Regions from separate parts of the Homo sapiens genome. Here region 1 is linked to region 2. A link is a loop called in an ENCODE intact Hi-C map of the cell type or tissue named here. Cell type or tissue: A673. All regions are shown on one strand. Links, peaks and the distances in the headings refer to the core of each region. The heading gives the core; the rest is flanking DNA. Region 1 overlaps LINC02627 (long intergenic non-protein coding RNA 2627). Region 2 has its middle 150 kb from the start of LINC02627.

Region 1 (2,814 bases), core at 147-2,646, 180 kb after region 2:
AGTTCTGGGAAAATTGAGCCTATTTAAATGCTCAGAAGAGTCTCTCCTTGTGCTCTTAAATGTTGCTGGGCGTTAACCACTCTGTCTTTGTCCCCGACAATACCATGATAAGATGGAGATAGGGGAGGGACTGTGAAGCTCTTCTCTCTCAGCAGAAAGACTAATGGATGGGGAAGAATAAGAATGTTGAAAGGAAAGAAAAGGAAGAATAGAGGATTAAATGCTGAGTGTCATGGAAAAGATCAAGGGAAGAATTACAACAGCAGTGCAGCATGGCCGTCCCAATGAATGCAAGAGATCAGATTGGGGCTTTATTCTTCAGACACAAGATGCTGATGGTCTGTGGCCCAGATTGTCAACATCAGGACCTTTTACTCTTCAGATAGATTCTCCCCCCATGATCAAACCAAGTGAAGCATTCCACAATTAAACTTGTGAACTGACTCAAAAAAAAAAAATGGGCATGTGGAGAAGCTGAAATGGAATTCAGGGAGTTTGATAGTACCAGATGAAGCTTCTTCCCTCCCACGATGTATTTAACTGACTCCACTGGCTATAGAATCACTATGTTTGTTGATCATGTTTATCAAGGGCAGAAAGTAACTTTCACTATAAAATGAAGACTATATTAACTCTTATTTATCCTTACAAAGGAGTTGGCCAAATGCCAGTTCCTTCAAGGCTTGAGATGAAGTCTGGTGCACTAGAGCGGATGTGTGCAGGTGGTACACATAGGTACCAGGGTGCAAGCACACAGGCCCACCCATTCTAGGCAGCTGGGCTATGCTGCTGAGCCACAAGTGTCTGACCCTATTTGGACAAAGAGACTTAAATGTAGACATTATTTACCACCATGTCCAAAGGGGATTACATGCAGAATCATTTCATTTTCATGTTAACTTGTGGGATACTTTATATGATTAGTTTTAAGTCTAATACATTGTAGTCTTCATTCTGTCTTTATTTCCCCGTGTTTTAATGTAACCATAACATTGTAACTAGCCTGGACCTCACTTGACTTTTGAAATGCCCTGTGTGTATATGTGTGTGTGCGCATGTGCACGCATGCACATTGGACAGAGCAGCGGAAGGGTCTTAAAGTGAAAGGAATTCTGTGCTGAAAATTAAGTTACACAGAATGTAGAAATGATTGCCAGTTTTGCTCACCAGCCCTTTATTTATTTTTCAACAGCAGCACAAATCCCATAACAATTAATTCTGTACCTAGCCCCGGGAACCACAGGTACACCCAGTACAATGTGTAGCAATAGTTAAAACTTCTGGAAAGAAAACAAACTTCTAAGGTTGCCTCATAATCAGGTCTCTCCTCTAACATGATTTTGAATGACACATGTAAAAGAATGACCTCTAGTGGTTAGATGCCAAACCTACAGTGCTGTAATTAAGAACCAGATCTTAATGGGTGGGGGTGGGACTGTATTCAAGCAGTTATTATACAAAGCAGCATGAGGCATCCTAATAGAGAACACACACCCACCCAACTTTCTCTCTTATAACTTAGCAATTATACTGGAAAGGCATCAAAGTTCGCATATCTCATAGAAACCTAGAATTAGATCAGGGGCTTGTAGCTTCTTTCTCAATATGACACTATACACAGTATTTGCTCATACTTCTACTTAAAAATTCCCAGTTACTAGACACATTGTACTGGTAATTTATCTTTATTTTCTTCCTGCATAATAATAAACTCTGTTTTTCTTTGAGGAATAATTTTCCCATGTGCCTAATTTAGGGAAAGGGAGTGGGAGATAGAGCATATTATTCTACATCTCAGTGTAAAAGTGAAATGTGGACAATCACTTCCTCTTCCCTTGCAGCTAGAATCTAAGCTCATGAACTAAGAGTAAATAGTCATCTTCCTCCCCAGTAATTCAAATCTGGAATGAGGGGGTTGGTGATTGATAGTGGCAGTTAGGTACATGCCCGAAGGAAGTATCTAGAAGTAGAGGCAATGTCTAGCAGGTTTTGCAGTGGTTATGTCCAATGCATCTAGCATGTTATGCATCATTTTCAGGCCAGAGTATTCATCCAGAACTGTATTATTTCTTTATTCTACCTCTTTTTAAAGCTTGGCCTTTCAGGCTCCCAACATTCTATAGTATCTCAGCAATTTTATTGCTTAGACAACCAAAGTTGTCTTCTCTTGCTTGCAACCAAGAATTCAAATAGGTCAGTCTGTTTCATCAATGGTATACACCTCCTTATTATAGACACTGCCATAAGACTTGATGCTACCTTCTTCTGCAATTTGATATTCCTTTGGTGTAAGTTGAAAGTCTTAATGTGTTCTTATTAGTTTTCAAAGCCTTGGTGTTTCTGTGCTAACACTTCTACAGAGAAAGAAAATCATTTGCTAAAATTTAAATAACTAGAAGACAATTGCTTAGCTATTTTAATTAATTTGGGGTGGGGTGTGCTGTTATTGTTTTTGTACCTCCACTTTGAGGTGATATAAGCAAAGGAAACAAAATGTGCACATTGAGAATTGGGTTAAAAATAATAGACCTCAGACCTCTGTGAGTGGGGTATATTTCCTGTACAGACTTCTATACAGGTATATGTCTCATATAGACTTCCATATAGGTATATTTCTTGTATAGACTTCTAATTTTAACTATGAACTCCTTGGGATTTCAGGGAAATAAAAATATAAAAGAAGCCAGTTTTTCTTGTAATGTCTTATGAAAATCTGTTGATCTTATGGTGCCTGCCAGCACCATGGGAAAAGGCAACATAATGGCTTAGTCCAGCTCAAGGGTATGAGGTGTCTCATTATTCCTTCCATGAAGG
Region 2 (2,814 bases), core at 36-2,535:
GTGTTCATCTTCTTTGCCTCAGCAGGAGACATTCTGATGTGTCTTTAACTGTGGTCACACTGCTTTAACCATGTACCTGAAATATATGGGAGGAATTGAAAAGCAACAATATCGATGAGGAGAAGAGTAGAGAAAATTGATTCATGTAGTAAGATAAATGGCCCACATTTAAAAAAATCAAATGGCACTTGAATTTTAAGAAAACAGCTTGAATCGTAAAACTCAGATGCAAAAAGAAAAAGCGCACACAGACAAAACCACCTACAAGAAAAATCCTAATGTAGAAAATTTTCTTTATGTTGGAAGCATACTGACCTTTACAATAGAGTTCAGTGAATTTTTATGGAATGAATGAATCAATTTTCAAAGGAAATGGTGTCTCTTCATAATAGCCAACACAAGTTTGCAGGGAGGCAGTCCTGTAAGGAGAAACTTTAAAATAAAGGAAAACAGTGTAGATGATGGATTCTGTAGGCCTCTGGCCAAGTCTCTCAGGAAAATAAATACAGTAGCCCTTTATTTCCAAGTAAATCTGAACAGAATAGTTGGAGGCTTAGTGTGAGGATCAATATGGTGTAGCCTCTGGGGGAGGAGCAGGGCAGGTGGCGTGGAAAGAAGTAGAGATTGCATTTCGGCAACATAATCTAGTCCCTAGCTCTTCCTCACACACCCTTAGATAAGCTAACTTCATCAAACAACACATAACCCTCCATTCTGAAGAGATGGAAACACTTCCTAGAAGTGTTTTTTGTTTGCTTATTTCTTTGCATTTTGTTTGGATTTTCTCCAACACTCTACCCTTTCCTACATGAAAATCAGCAAAGCAGCCTAAATACTCTATAACCTTATTTTTGAAAACGCATGCGCTTGAAATCTAGGGTATCATTCTCAAAAGCGTGTTGAACACCCTACAAGGATAAAGTTTTTGTCTGTTTTCTGCAGTAATATCCCAACATCCATCTGTGACCATGTAGTTTTTCTTCATGGTTCTTGAGAAGCATTTGGGAAATCTGACTTCATTTCTGAATAAAGCAGCCCCCAAGGAAGTCACTTGCATGTGACATGGCAGAAAGGCACCAGCCTTGCAAACACACTAGAGCTGCTGCGTCCTCTGGAAGTTTCCCCTGTGGCATTTGGTTAACTTTTTGTGAGCTTCTCCCATTTGTCAGCTTTTAAGAAATATGTTTCTGGCTATCAAGCCCCAATGCGGCCTAATTTACACAGATAAGGAGTTCTAATAAGATACTTTAGAAAGTCACTTATGCCATAAGGCATTCACATTATCTCAAGACATTTCTATTTGGCTAAGAGAAAATGAAAGTGTGGATTAATGCCTTTCGCATGCCATTAAAAACGGAGAGGGAGAAGCCTCATTTTGGCCACCAGGGGCCTCCTTCTCATGCCTGTTCTCTGCTGTCTCAGCTAATCGCTTTGGATACTTTCAAAAGCGAAGGATGAGTTTTGACTTCATAGAAAATGAGTTTAAACTGGAAGGTGCATGTGGCCTTCAAATGTTGGATTATTGCCATGGCATGCTGCATTTCACCTTTGATTTAAAGATAGAGAACGTGTGGCTTCCTAAAAATGAAAAACTCTTTAGCTGGATTCCCAAAAGGCTAATGCGAGCAGCTGTTAAAGATGAAATAAAAAGACAGACACCAGAATCCCAAAGAAGCAAAACGTAGTGAAATTAGGTTGCCAGTTACCTCTCTGATAACCCCGAGAAACCAGGATAGCAAATATGTCTCTTTCTCTATCTGACGAAGATTAGATATATAATTGTTAAGTGTTCCTGTAAGTATAAATCTTATAGAATGTGAGCTTGGTAAAATTGTTATTATTTTCATTAACTAGCATCATTAAGTGATTTAGAACTGGGCACTGTGCTAAGTATCTTAGATGTAATATTTCATTAAATCCTACCAAACTTGTGAGCTAAAAATTCGTATTATTATACCATTTTAAAGATAAGGAAAATTAAGTACATAAGTTTCCCTACTAGTGCATGAGATAGGTGATACTGGAGGCAACATAGTCTGATTTTTTTAGCAGATCTTTAACTGCATTTAAACAAATGAAGGTTACAAGTAATTAATTTTCTTAAAAAGTTACTTTCTGCATGGGACAATGTCTCAACAGATCCTCAAACAAAGGATTTCTCAAACAATAGCAAGAGACATGAATAATGAAACTGTTGCAGCCCTAACAGGCTCTTTCTGTAAAGCAGATGACAGTGAGTGAGAATAGCATGCCCCTCCACAGAGCGCAGCCACTTCTACATGAAGGCAGAAAGTTCATTCGGTGGCATTACAGTGCTACTCCATATATATGCCGTGGGCATGGAGAGTAAGAAAAATGGCATTTAGATAGGGCGGGAGTGCGGGGAGGTGAGGGTAGGGCTAACCTGCTCTCTTATAGGAGGGTTTTCTTTTCCTTTCAGATAACATGCAAGTCTTAACCTGAATTTCTCTTTTTTGAAATACACCCTTTTTAATTGATGGACTCCATAGATGAGCTTCAGCATGTGAAAATTCATTCTACTCTTCCTAGAACCTAGACTAATGCCTACTCTTTCCCCAGAGACCTGTTTTATGTACTCCAAAGGACTGCAGATTTGTAGACCATCTGCCACAAGAGAAACGTAGCTTCCACCAAGATCCACTTTCTTCATTTTCCCATCCTGGAGCCCCTCCTCCTTGCGGCAGCCACCCCAGCGAGCCAGAATTGTCACACTGACTTCTCAGTGAAAGAGAAAGGGCTTTGAGTTAGGCTGTGAGGAGAAGCACGCCATAAAGTTACCAGCTTAATTAAGCC

What was found. Hi-C counts contacts between places; a loop is a spot of excess contacts. Peaks named below come from ENCODE experiments on the same cell type or tissue, not always from the same donor. Only the 100,000 strongest peaks of a DNase experiment are listed, where the experiment ranks them.
Region 1: a loop joins it to region 2, with 4 times the contacts of the local background. A loop is called at or near these places in 4 of 110 quality-filtered maps.

The regions. Positions count from the first base shown.
Region 1 is chr10:105,795,986-105,798,799 of GRCh38, reverse strand. The region is part of intron 3 of LINC02627 (long intergenic non-protein coding RNA 2627); the gene reads left to right. Among named protein-coding and RNA genes, the nearest start is that of LINC02627, 23 kb to the left of the region's middle. RefSeq lists a silencer at 1,275-1,569. In A673, for the core only: a CTCF peak has its summit at 1,388 (motif pointing left); a DNase peak (open chromatin) is centred at 1,379.
Region 2 is chr10:105,973,562-105,976,375 of GRCh38, reverse strand. No RefSeq gene overlaps it. Among named protein-coding and RNA genes, the nearest start is that of LINC02627, 150 kb to the right of the region's middle. In A673, for the core only: a CTCF peak has its summit at 1,363 (motif pointing right); a DNase peak (open chromatin) is centred at 1,385; H3K4me3 peaks cover 918 bases; H3K27ac peaks cover 245 bases.